Regions from separate parts of the Homo sapiens genome. Here regions 1, 2 and 4 are each linked to region 3. The links are chromatin contacts, found by Hi-C or POLR2A ChIA-PET in ENCODE. All regions are on one chromosome and are shown on one strand. Each heading gives the region's core, a stretch centred on a gene start or an enhancer-like site at or near the end of the contact. The rest is flanking DNA. Distances are from core to core; before and after follow the strand shown.

What was found. A loop is a pair of places that touch in the nucleus more often than their neighbours do. ChIA-PET counts read pairs that join two places held with the same protein, here RNA polymerase II (POLR2A). Pooled maps may share reads with other maps.
Region 1: a pooled map shows a loop between it and region 3 (9-fold over the local background). The contact joins the promoter of PTGES3 here to the promoter of GIHCG in region 3. A Hi-C loop is called at or near these places in 8 of 50 pooled maps. POLR2A ChIA-PET finds 5 or more read pairs at or near these places in 3 of 52 experiments (OCI-LY7, activated B cell and activated naive CD8-positive, alpha-beta T cell).
Region 2: a pooled map shows a loop between it and region 3 (5-fold over the local background). The contact joins the promoter of PRIM1 here to the promoter of GIHCG in region 3. A Hi-C loop is called at or near these places in 1 of 37 single-sample maps with no recorded cell type and 9 of 50 pooled maps. POLR2A ChIA-PET finds 5 or more read pairs at or near these places in 1 of 52 experiments (GM10248).
Region 4: a loop to region 3 is called in a pooled map, with 9 times the contacts of the local background. The contact joins the promoter of SLC16A7 here to the promoter of GIHCG in region 3. A Hi-C loop is called at or near these places in 1 of 168 maps with a recorded cell type or tissue (CD4-positive, alpha-beta memory T cell), 7 of 37 single-sample maps with no recorded cell type and 18 of 50 pooled maps. POLR2A ChIA-PET finds 5 or more read pairs at or near these places in 2 of 52 experiments (GM12878 and OCI-LY7).

What each region holds. Positions count from the first base shown.
Region 1 is chr12:56,686,659-56,689,563 of GRCh38, forward strand. PTGES3 (prostaglandin E synthase 3) reads right to left here and starts at 1,626. Exons shown (of 8, transcript NM_006601.7): 1 at 1,340-1,626. The coding sequence starts at 1,341. RefSeq lists enhancers at 733-782, 893-1,012, 1,511-2,036, 2,513-2,562 and a silencer at 1,673-1,862.
Region 2 is chr12:56,750,896-56,753,644 of GRCh38, forward strand. PRIM1 (DNA primase subunit 1) reads right to left here and starts at 1,428. Exons shown (of 13, transcript NM_000946.3): 1 at 1,301-1,428; 2 at 143-300. The coding sequence starts at 1,403. RefSeq lists a silencer at 1,070-1,364.
Region 3 is chr12:57,934,806-57,937,605 of GRCh38, forward strand. GIHCG (GIHCG inhibitor of miR-200b/200a/429 expression) reads right to left here and starts at 1,359. Exons shown (of 3, transcript NR_038269.1): 1 at 1,034-1,359; 2 at 665-748. RefSeq lists enhancers at 784-1,284, 1,285-1,785.
Region 4 is chr12:59,594,502-59,597,528 of GRCh38, forward strand. It overlaps SLC16A7 (solute carrier family 16 member 7), which reads left to right and starts at 1,528. Exons shown (of 6, transcript NM_001270623.2): 1 at 1,528-1,735. RefSeq lists a silencer at 1,457-1,526 and enhancers at 1,997-2,136, 2,187-2,336.

The DNA.
Region 1 (2,905 bases), core at 376-2,875, 1.2 Mb before region 3:
GAGCCACCGCGCCCAGCCTAATTCAAATTTTTTAAAACCCCGATTACGTATCACTTTCGGGGAGGGGGCTCCTTCAAAAATTCTAACATGCTGTGCTCTAGAAGCTTGTTCCCAGTGATAAACTCGCTTCAGCCTCACGCATCCCTTTAGATTTCTAGCCAATATACTCAGCCTCAGTATCATGACTTGAATCAAGCAAATCCTTATTACTTTTCCAAAGACATAAAGTCACTCCCCTCTTCTCTCTTCTGAATGGAGTCTAAAACAAAAGAAAAAAAAGGTTCCACCTTAATTGTTCTCCATACCTTTTAGGACGTAGTTAGTACCTTGAAAAATAACCTCCCGTCAAAAAAAAAAAAAAAAAAAAAAAAACCCTGTAAAACCGGCAGTTCCCACTGTACGCGGCAGTGCCAAGAATTCTTACCGGTTAAAATCGCCAAGGCTTTCCTTTATCATCGTAAAATGAAGACTGCCATAGAATCTGTATTCACCTCCACACAAATTTAAGATCTTTGGGACGACTGTAGGTTAATTAAATGCCTACTACATACCTATTTCATCCTACACTGTAACAAGATAGTGAAACCTCACCTCAAGTAGAACATGAAACACAGAAAATGTCCGTATCTTTCCAAAGTCGACACGTGCGGAACTACCTGCTCAATGGTAACTCCTCCTCGCTGCCAGGGAAGCGGCTGAGTTTTGGCAACCTCCCGTGTTTTCAAGAGACTGGAGTTAGGAGGCGGACTGGAAGTACCCACACTCAAGAAACCCAGACACTGGAGAGGGAAGTATGTTGCGGCGTGGGCATGGCTTCCTTCTAGTTGCCTAGCAGTACCTGCAGCTCACGGCGAGGTCCGCGTGGGGCTCTCCCAGGAGCTCCGCCAGGCACCTGGCGGCACCCACCACAGGTGCACTCGACTCAGGGCCTGGCCCCGGGACCACAAAGCAACAGAACCGGAGCGCCCAAGCAGCCGAGAGGCGACCCACGAAGGTTCACGCTTCAGGGCGCCGCATGGCGAGCAGCTACCGGGAGCTTAAGGCCTAGGGTGAAGTTACCGAAAGAGGCGAGTAACCCAGACAGCCAAAGGGGTAAAAGTAGGATTTCCGGCATGGGGAAGCCAAGGAACGGTTCAGGGGTGGGGGAAGCAGACATCTGGAGGAAAAATGTCCTCCACCCGCCAACGGTAACCGGAACAAGGATCCTGGACCTCCCGCCCCCAGGCAGGAACGACTGCCACCACCGATGCGAGAAAGGCTAGGGGGCCGCTTCCAGGGAGCCCCCAACGCGGCCTCGGCCTCACTCGGCGACCTTCCCTCGGCGGGGTGTCGCACTCACATTGTGAACGGGGCAGGGGGACGGGCGAACTGGTGGGCGGGCCTCTCTGGCGGCGGCTGCTGCTAGGGAGTCGACTTCTCTCCGGTGGCGACTCCGCTTTTTCTCTCCGGTCGCGGCCTCTTCTCGCTTCCCTCAGGCGACGGCGGCAGCGGCGGGCTCGACCTCGGGCCCCAGAATGCACCGCGCGGAAAGAGCGGCTCCTCCGGTCGGGGAGAAGAGGAAAGTGTAGGAAAAGGGGCGCGAGGACGGAGAATGAACGTGCGTGCGTGCAAACGAGGGGTGGTGAGGCCGGGCGGCGGCTGGTGACGCAGCAAAATGCCCGGGCCTTGCCGCCGCGCGTGCGCAGTCCTTGTTTTTGGGCTCCGGCGCGGCTTTCTAGAGATATCTACGGAAAGGGCGGGGCCTCCCAGCTCCTTCGCGATCCTTCCTGGCGCCGGCCCCGCCCTTCGTCCGCCACCCCACCCCCACTCCGCCCCCTGCTAGTCCCTACGCGTTCCCGCCTCTCCTCCCGCTCTGTCTTCTCGCGTTAGAAAACCGTTAGTGGCCCAACTGCCCTGCCATGCGCCTTCGGCGATTTCTCTGAGAAACGGTTGCGTTGACAGTGGGAGGCAAGGCTGAGGCGGAGGGACACGGAGTCGGGATCCTGGAGAACTGAAATGGCGCGTTGGTTACTCTTGAGGGAGTAAATCAGCTCACTGAGTCATCATTCCACCACAAAAACCTGTAAAAAGCCTGTGCTGTGGAAAAGGGCTCACTTCAGAATCAAGGGCCTGGGTCCACCTCGCCATTTTTCTGAAGGTTGGAGGCTCTGTCCAGGGACAGCGGAAATTCGAGGTTCTTGGCGGAGGAGGAGCATTTGCCAATTGGGGCGGGCTTTTGCCCCTACCTTGAGACCTTAGTGCTGTAGATGAGCCAGGAAAGGTATTTGAGGGGAGAGTCTAGGTTTCTGGGAATGGAGAGAGTAGGACATTGTGTGTTTCCACGCACATCGTTTGGGGGAGAAGGGGTTCCCCGTCGCTTTGTGCAACATATTAGTAGGGTGTAGTAGGGGTAGCAACCAAGAGACCCAAAACAGTCCTGCTTAAGAAGAAGCCGCTTAACGGTGGATTGGGGAAAAATACTCTAGTGCGCTGCATTTTGAACAGGAAGGAGGTTTAACGAAAGTGCTATAAAACCTTTCTGAAGAACGGGGCTTCATAATAAGCACTAAGGTATTTAGTGTCTGTGTTGTGCAGGACAGGTAGTGGGAGCTACGAAACCTGGACCCTAGCTCAAATGCCATTAAAAAGGGAAATTGGGCGGGGCGCCCGTGGCTCACGCCTATAATCCCAGTACTTTGGGAAGTTCGGTGGGCGGATCACCTGAGGTCAGGAGTTCAGGACCAGCCCACCCAACATGGTGAAACCCCATCTCTACTAAAAATACTAATTAGCAGGGCGTGGTGGCACTTGCCTGTAATGCCAAATACTAGCTAGTATGAGGCGGGAGGATAGCTCGAACCCCGAACCCGGGAGGCGGAGGTTGCAGTGAGCACTCCAACTTGGGCGACAGAGTGAGACCCTGTGT
Region 2 (2,749 bases), core at 178-2,677, 1.2 Mb before region 3:
ATTAATCACTTGCCAAACAATTAAAAAGTGGCTTTTCATCTAGAATAAACTCTAAAAATTTAATCTCAAAACGCAAGAGGAATCAACCCATTCTTGGTTTACAAAATAAAACAACAAAATATATTAAAAAAAGATTTCTTACTCTGTGAGAATATACTGCGCCTATATCAATCTTGTATGGATTCATTTTCTGCATCTCCTTTTCCAGATCACTCTGGTTGTTGAAGGATTGGTAGCGAATGTAAATATCATCTTTCAATGTGAATGAAAATTCACGGTGTTGAAAGTAATTCTTTATCACTGCAAAATAAATGTACATTTTAAAGTTAATTTGCTACTTTATTTGGCTCAGGGCATTATAATTTTAGCCAATGAGAAGTTTTTTTTTTCGGTGAGGGAATCTTGCTTGCTTCCTGCTCTGTCGCCCAGACTGGAGTGCAGTGGCTCGATAAAGGCTCACTGCAACCTCCGCCTCCCGGGTTCAAGGGATCCTACCACCTCAGCCTCCCGAGGCTGTAGCTGGGACTACAGGCATGCGACCCACCATGCCCAGATAATTTTTGTATTTTTTGTAGAAACGGGGTTTCACCATGTTGGCCAGGCTGGTCTCGAATTCCTGACCTCAGGTAATCCGTCCTCCTCGGCTTTCCAAAGTGCTGGGATTATAGGCGTAAGCCACGGCACTCGGCCCGAGAAGATGTTTTTAATGAGCCCCCTATGCTCAACACCGTGGTAGATGTAAAAGAAAAACAAAACAAAATCCACATGACCTAGTCCCTAATTTGAAAGCAGTTACCATTCCGTATTTGCTAGGGAACGGTACAAAAGATGAAACAGATGCATAAATATTTTAAATATGTAATGCCACCCCTCTCTCCTCGATTCGCACTAATAAATTCAGCTGCAAGGAAGAAAGTATTTCTCTTCCTCTGAGAGAGGCTCTTCCGCTCCTGATGCAAACCATGCCTCAGCAGCTTCACGCTACGCCCCAGTAACCCCCTGGGCACCGCTGCAGGTAAACGGGGCACCTAATGTGAGCCTGACCACGCAGAGGTAGGAGCGGCGGCTCTGTTTTTTTTTTTTTTTTTTTTTTTTTTACAGCGTGGCCGCAGGCTGGCTTATTATATCCTCTCTCGGCCCATTTACACCTATGAAGTGGTGGGGCGGGCTCGAGAGAGCAAATGAAGGCGCGCGGCACAAAGCCTGGTGCACAGAAGGCGCTTCATATTGTCATTCTAAGGACACCCCGCCTCCAACCTCCTCACACTCCGCTCCCGAACCCATTCCTCGCCTCCATCACCTCCACCGTAGTTGAGCCAGCGATAGTACTGAGAGTAGGGAAAGAGCCTCCGGTAATAAAGTTTAAGCAGCTCGGGCAGCTCGGTGGGGTCAAACGTCTCCATTGAGCGCGGAACTCGCCACGGTAAGGATTACCACAGGAATTGGCGGGAACAGCACGGCCGGCGGCCCCGCGACTGCGCAGGCGCTTATGGCCGAGGTCGGCTGTCTGACCCGGCGGCCCGCAGTCCGCCGGGGCCGCCGGGAATTGTAGTTCCCACTTGGTGCGCGCGGGGGCTGCGGGAGACGCAGCAGTTTGCGATCTGCCCACGCGTTCGGGCACTAGGGCCACCGCTCTTGTGGGCAGAAGGCCGCGTCCATTCCAGGAAGAGGATCTTCTCCGGAAATGTGAGACCTATAGCATATTGATTTAGGTTATTAAGATGAAGTAAAAAGGATGCTCCACGTGAACTTTTTGGATGTTTTAGAAATAACACCAGTATCTTTTTTTTTTTTTTTTTGAGACAGAGTCTCGCTCTGTTGCCCAGGCTGGAGTGCAGTGGCGCGATCTCGGCTCACTGCAAGCTCCGCCTCCCGGGTTCACGCCATTCTCCTGCCTCAGCCTCCCTAGTAGCTGGGACTACAGGCGCCAGCCACCACGCCCGGCTAATTTTTTTTTATTTTTTTATTTTTTTATTTTTAGTAGAGACGGGGTTTCATCGTGTTAGCCAGGATGGTCTCGATCTCCCGACCTCGTGATCCGCCCGCCTCAGCCTCCCAAAGTGCTGGGATTACAGGTGTGAGCCACCACGCCTGGCCGACACCAGTATCTTTTAAAAACGTTTGTAGGCAGGTGCGGTGGCTCATGCTTGTAACGTCAGCACTTTGGGAGGCCAAGGCAGGAGGATCGCTTGAGGCCAGGAGTTCGAGACCGGTTGGGGCAACATTGTGAGATCTCTGTCTACACACACGCACCCACACACAACTAGCCAGATGTAGTTGCGTGCGCCTGTAGTCCCAGCTACCCTAGAGGCTGAAGGGTTGGGGGCGGGGAGTGGGGGGAGGGGGCAATCAATCTCTCGAGCTTGGGAGGTCCAGGCTGTTGTGAGCCATGATAGTGCCACTGCACTCCAGTCTGGGCAACAGAGAAAGACCGTGTCTAAAAAAAAAAAAGTTTTGGAAATTAGTTCTTCATGGAATTTCATGAATTACTAGATCCAATATGTGGAAATAAATAACCAAATGAGAAAAGCATAGGCTATTTATTCAGAGCTTACTATAGCAAGGGAGTCAGCCATCATCACTTGCATTTGACAGGACTCAAAGGCAGGCAGAGGAGTAGGAAAGCTTTATAAAAAAGGGAAGCCGTCAAGGTATTCTTTGATTGGAGGCTGTTGGCATGGAGAAGCTGTACCTGGGCTAACTAGTAGTAGGATGCGGTATGTGATTGGTTTAGGGGTGGGTGTTTGGC
Region 3 (2,800 bases), core at 109-2,608:
AATTGGCTGGAGTTTTAGATGGGACAGCTCAATCAACTCTAACATTCCAATCTCTATCACTCCTTGCTTTTGTCACATTCAGTCCATTTCCTCACTTATGAAACTTTCTTAGTCCCTAATTTAGGCATCTGAGTTTGCCGTCTCTGGCCTATATGATCATAGACTGTCAGTAGTGGAAGAGATATTAAAAGATCAACTCGTCTAACAGTCTCCTGCTTCCTCTCCCCACTCTTTAAGAGACGGAGAAATGAGGTCTAAAGAGCTTACATTACCCAATCAATTTCATACAGCTAATGTGTAACAGGATTCTATAATATGCCATTAGGCCTCCTCCCTCATACGGATCATGTTAAACTTATATTTTCCCTTTGGTTTAATTGCTAGGAACCTCAGAGCCCAATTTGTGGCACCCCTCTAGTAAATACACGGACCTTTTGGTATGAAGTTTTGGGGTATTAATATACCCCTGGCTTTATTTTGTTTTCCAATTACCTTTACCTCAGTTTCTCTTCATCATTTTCTCCTATTATAGTGTGTATTTTTTTTCCCCAAGCATACTCAATCTTTTGTGAAAGAGGTACATCCGTACAGGCGTAAACTGTCGGGCTGTATTGTCTGGCTCCCAATTTCTTTCTTTCACTGTCATTCTGCTTTGGCTACTCACATTCTCTGTTTTCCTTGACAGCCAAACTTCTTGAAAGAATTGTCTTCACATGCTGTGTCCACTTCATCCTGTCTTTTCAATTCACTGTAAACAGATTTAAAGCCTTCAATGCCTTCTTTGTTGCTATGATATTAATACCAAAATTATATTGTATTCATCCATATATGAAGGACACAAAATGGTTTTCCCTAAATTATCTCAACTATGAAAAAATATGCAGAGAAAAAAATTAATAGGTAATGCATGAAAATGTTACTTCTGGGTAGCTGGATGACTGGTGAGATTTATTTTCTTTTAAAAATTTTCCACAGTTTTAAAAACAAGCGCATTAGAACACATCCCGATGTAAATTAGAAATTCTCAACTTACATTTTCTAAAAGGAGGCAGAAAACTAGAGAAGCGACAGTGAGGAGCCACTGGGCCACACTTCATTTCACCTTAAGACTGACTCAGAGAAAAACAAGAGGGTACGACTCAGATCCCCGGGGCCAGCAGCAGGGCCGCGGGGCACGACTGGATAACCGCTTGTGAAGAAAATTTTAAGAGAGCCCTCACGACCCTTTAGCGCATCCTAAAAGACCTCTGAATATCTCTGCCTCTCCCGCTAACGGCTCCAAACCGCAGATAACGGTCAATCGCCTCCGGTTGTCCTGGTAACAGCCAGCAACCACAACCCTGCCTGCGTAACTCCTCCCAGAACACCGTGCGTCTTATCGCTTCACTTCCGGGTTCGGAGGGCCGACTTCTTCCGGAAGTATCTGCCTGCCAGTCACCTGGCGTTTTCTGGCTGTGTGGCTTTACTAGACAGAATGTGGCGTATTGTTGGGCAGGGCCCTGAGGACCCTTTTGTTGTTTCCCCCCCGTTTAACAGGACTGGAAAGCTAAGCAAAGGCTTTACTCTCACGGAATTGGATGAATTGGACGTTAGTTTTTAAAAAGCCGAAGGGTACATGTTAGCTTTATTTAACCATTCCACAATGTATATATATTTCAAAACATGTTTTATACTATAAATATAATTTTTATTTGTCAACTAAAAAACAGCATTAAGTGTTAAAAGCTGTTAAGTCAGAATATAGAGATGAATCTTTGAAATTAGAATGCTTTATTTGGGAAGAAAATAGTAATTTGGGGCATATATGTAGACTGGGGTGGTCTTCGGGATGTCTGAAGAGTGAAGAGGTTAGAGACTTTATAAGAAGGAGAAATGTTACGTATTGGTCTCCAAGAGAGTTTATTGGCACTATTAATGTTTTGGTGGGGTTGGCAAACTGATTGCTGAGTGACGGTGGTGGGTAAAATTAGTCTTAGAATTGTAGCAGACTGTCTTAGTAGCCTTTAGATTAAATTGGTTTTAAGTGTTAGCAGGCAGTTTCAGCAGCCAGGCCTGTAGAGAATTATATTTTTCAAGTGATATTTGTGACCTGAATGTTTTTTCCCTCTGGCCTCTCCACTCTTTAACTGGTATGACAAAAGTGACCCGATTTATATGATCAACTTTCACAGCTGACAGGTGGTAAACTCTTTACAATTATATGTAATTTATTTGTTACTGTGATAGATTTATACAATTTTAAATAATTTAGTTCCCATTAAAAAAGCAATTATTTTTGCTTTAGAAAATGAAGGCCAAAAAAACCCCCAAAACACAAAACCTCCAAATCCTACCCATTTAAGGACAACCAATGTGAATACTTTGTAGGAGTCTTCCAGACCCTTTCTATGAATTATAGTAAGTACAAATTCAAAATGGAATCATACTGTATATGCTAGTTTGGAACTTAAAAAACTTTTTTTTTTTTGAGACAAAGTTACTGTGTTGCCCAGGCTGCAGTGTAGTGGCCCGATCTCGGCTTACTGCAACCTCTCCACCACCTGGGCTCAAGCAATTCTCCTGCCTCAGTCTCCTGAGTAGCTTGGGATTATAGGCGGCGCCACCACACCCAGCTAATTTTTGTATTTTTAGTAGAGATGAGGTTTCACCATGTTGGTCAGGCTGGTCTCGAACTCCTCATCCCAAGTGATCTGCCTTCCTCGGTCTCCCAAAGTGCTGGGATTACAGGCATGAGCCACCCGCGCCCAGCCTGAATTTTTTTTTTTTTTGAGCTGTTGTCTTGCTCTGTCGCCCAGGCTGG
Region 4 (3,027 bases), core at 278-2,777, 1.7 Mb after region 3:
AAATCAAAGAGAAGGAAAAGGGAGAATAGGATCAAAATTCAGAAAGCATATGGTCTTTCTTCTTCCTCTTCTTTGACAGGAAATAAAAGTGATGAATGAGCAGGAAAAATATCAATAGCAAACACTCAAGACTATGACCTTGAAATGTGCCTTTATGTTGTTTCTTTTAAATGTTTAACTTTTTTTAATTAAATGAAGTGTTTATAGTCACTGCTAGACATTTCATCATTATCAAAGGCCTATTATGTCTTATACAAATGTCTATTTAAGCATTTTTAGCTTAAAAATATAAAATCCTTTCTGTAATTTTCTGCCTTTTTTTCATTTTCAAATATCATTCTTTCAATAAAATTATCTTCCAGTAATTTTGATGTTATTAATCACGATTATTTTTTCATCTTGTATTATGCCTACCAGCCACTTCATGTATATTATTTCACTTAAATCTTATGAAATCAACACGATTGATATTACTTTTATTTCATAGCTACAGAAATTGAAATTCAAATTTCGTCCATTACAACAGACTAGCTGTGGCAAAGACAATGTGAATTTACCCAAATGACTTAACTCTTTTTATAAATTCGTAAAATGTGAAGAATCATAGAACACACCTTAAAATGATTGTGAAATCAAGGAGGAGAAAGCTAGCTAAACTGGTAGACAAACTGCAATAGGACTTGTCAAGCCAAAACCTACAATTATTCTTTTGGATAGTTTCTTTTTCTCTAAAGTGGCAATTTAACTTAAAGATATTAAAGAAACCCAATCTATGGGGTTACTTAAATGTTCTCTTCCAGCCCTTCCTCTTTCCAGTTTTACCAAGAAGCACATTTTAGACAGGGGAAGAGACCAAACCAATGACAGCAGAATTACCATTATCTCTAGCACTATTCGTTGTCAAATAACTAAATGCTGGTTTGAAGAACTAAGTAATTTGAGAAATTAAAAATGAAAGGAATTATAAATGATTTGAAAAAAAATCCTTCTTATTTTTAATGTTTTTTGGTGCTGTTTTCTATGTCCTTCCTCCTATGGTGTCAATTATATTTTTTTCCGTGAAGTGATTTGGTTGGTGAGTCTAATCTCCAACAGTGCCCTACCTCTTTCTCCCAAAAAGGCCTCAGTTGAAAAATGGCTCAACACTTTCCCTGCAAGCTCACAATGAGGATCTCCTATTCTCCCTGCATTCGGCCAGACTCTTCTTTTTTTGCATGCTTTCCTCTCCCATGCTTGGGTTGCACAGAGCTACCGCACATCTGTCTTCTAGGTCAGGCTACAGAGTACTTCGGATACAGCAAGTTACGACCCATCTGGAAAGACAGATCTACCTGCCTTTTGGCTTTCTTCCTTGGTCAAAACTAAAATCCGAAGTGGAGTGCCCCGAGCGATAGAGAAAGTGCCTATAGCTTTGACAGCCGCTTGGAGCATGCTCAGTCGGTCTCCAGGCACCGGGAGGCGGCTCCCCCCCACCACCCCCCGGGCCGGCCTCCACCGCAGCCTGTCCGGCCCCCACCCCTGGCGCGCGCTCCTCCGCACCCACAAGGGCGTTCAGCAGCCGCGCCTCCCCTTCCCGCCACCGCCTCCTTCTCCGCTGGCTGTGGCGGGCGAGGACACGTCAGGGGCCATAAATAAATAAATAATTCCATTCACCCGTTGACAGCGAGGCGAATCGGCTGCGGTTTGCTGGGAACGGAGGGCTGCAGCGCCCACCCTGCGCCAGAGACCAGATAAAGTAAGTACAGCTGGGGAGGGAGGGGAGAGGAGGAGGAGGAGGAGGAGGTGCCGGCTAAGAGGAGGGCGAGCCTGCGTCTGCGACCCGAGCTGCCCGCGGAGCCGCACGCGTGTGTGCAAATAATGGCCAGCCTGTGACAAACGTGCCAACGCAGAGTTGGCCAGCGAGCCCTTATATAGACAAAAAAATCCCGAAGCGGCCGCGGGAGCAGAGCTCGCGTCAGCCAGTGCGCGCCGACAGCTGCCCGGGAACTGAGGGGGCGCGCGGGGTCCTGGGCAAGGAGCGCCTCGCGTGCTTTCGGCCAGGAGGTGCTCACGCTCTCGGCTTTTACACCGAGACTCAGCGTGGCGCGGTGCACCCCAGTCTCCCTGGCTCACGGGACTCCGAGGGCTGCTTCCAGTGCGGCGTGTCTCTAGTGCGCGCCCCGCCAGCATCCGGCCCCCGAGCCCCCTAGGGTGGCGTGGCTTCATTGCCGCAGAAGGTGGAGGCGGGGGTGGAGTGTGTGGAGAGAACGTCTTCTCTTTGAGCAGATGATCAGGACAGGAAGAGGCTGTGAGGGGAAGACGAAATACCGGGGGATGGGGGGGTTGTCTTTCTTCATTTTTGGTCCCCAGGAAGGATGGCAGGGGTGGAAGCAGATGGAAAACTATATGCGGGCGAGGCCTGAGCCCAGGCAGAAAGGGACCTCTGACTTGGCAAGGGTTCAGGAGGGCCTGAGCCTTCTGGTCTTGCTGGGCCACTGCACCACATTGGGGGCGCCAGGCCCGGTCAGGTGGCGCCACAGGCTGCGAGCCCGCTCACGTGCGAACTGCCTGTTTTCTCAGCGGATGCTGCATCGCGGCGCCCTTCTCCACCCCCTTTTCTCCTCTACTTCCGCGAAAAGGATTGCAGACTGCCTTGGAAAGGGCGGTCGTGCCCAGTGCCACTTTCCCGGTAGGGCTGAGGAGGGACTTCTGTAGTTCCAATTCCAGGGAAATTAAAATTTTACACACACACACACACACACACACACACACACACACACACACACACACGAGACATAGAAGAGGAAACGAGGAGTGGTTTCTCTACAATTGTTTTTTGATTTCCTTTCCTGTATTATTTCGTGTCCTCCTTCCCTCTTGGGTCCCAAAGGAGATGCGGCAGAGGAATAAAATAGCGGACAATGATGAAAGTGATGGGAAAAAGACTGGACCCAGAGGAAAGAGTGACTACTGGATGCCATTTCCTGTCACCCCATGCTTCATGGCTAACCCCAGTCTGAACTCAGAGGGTTGCAAACTTTCCACAGA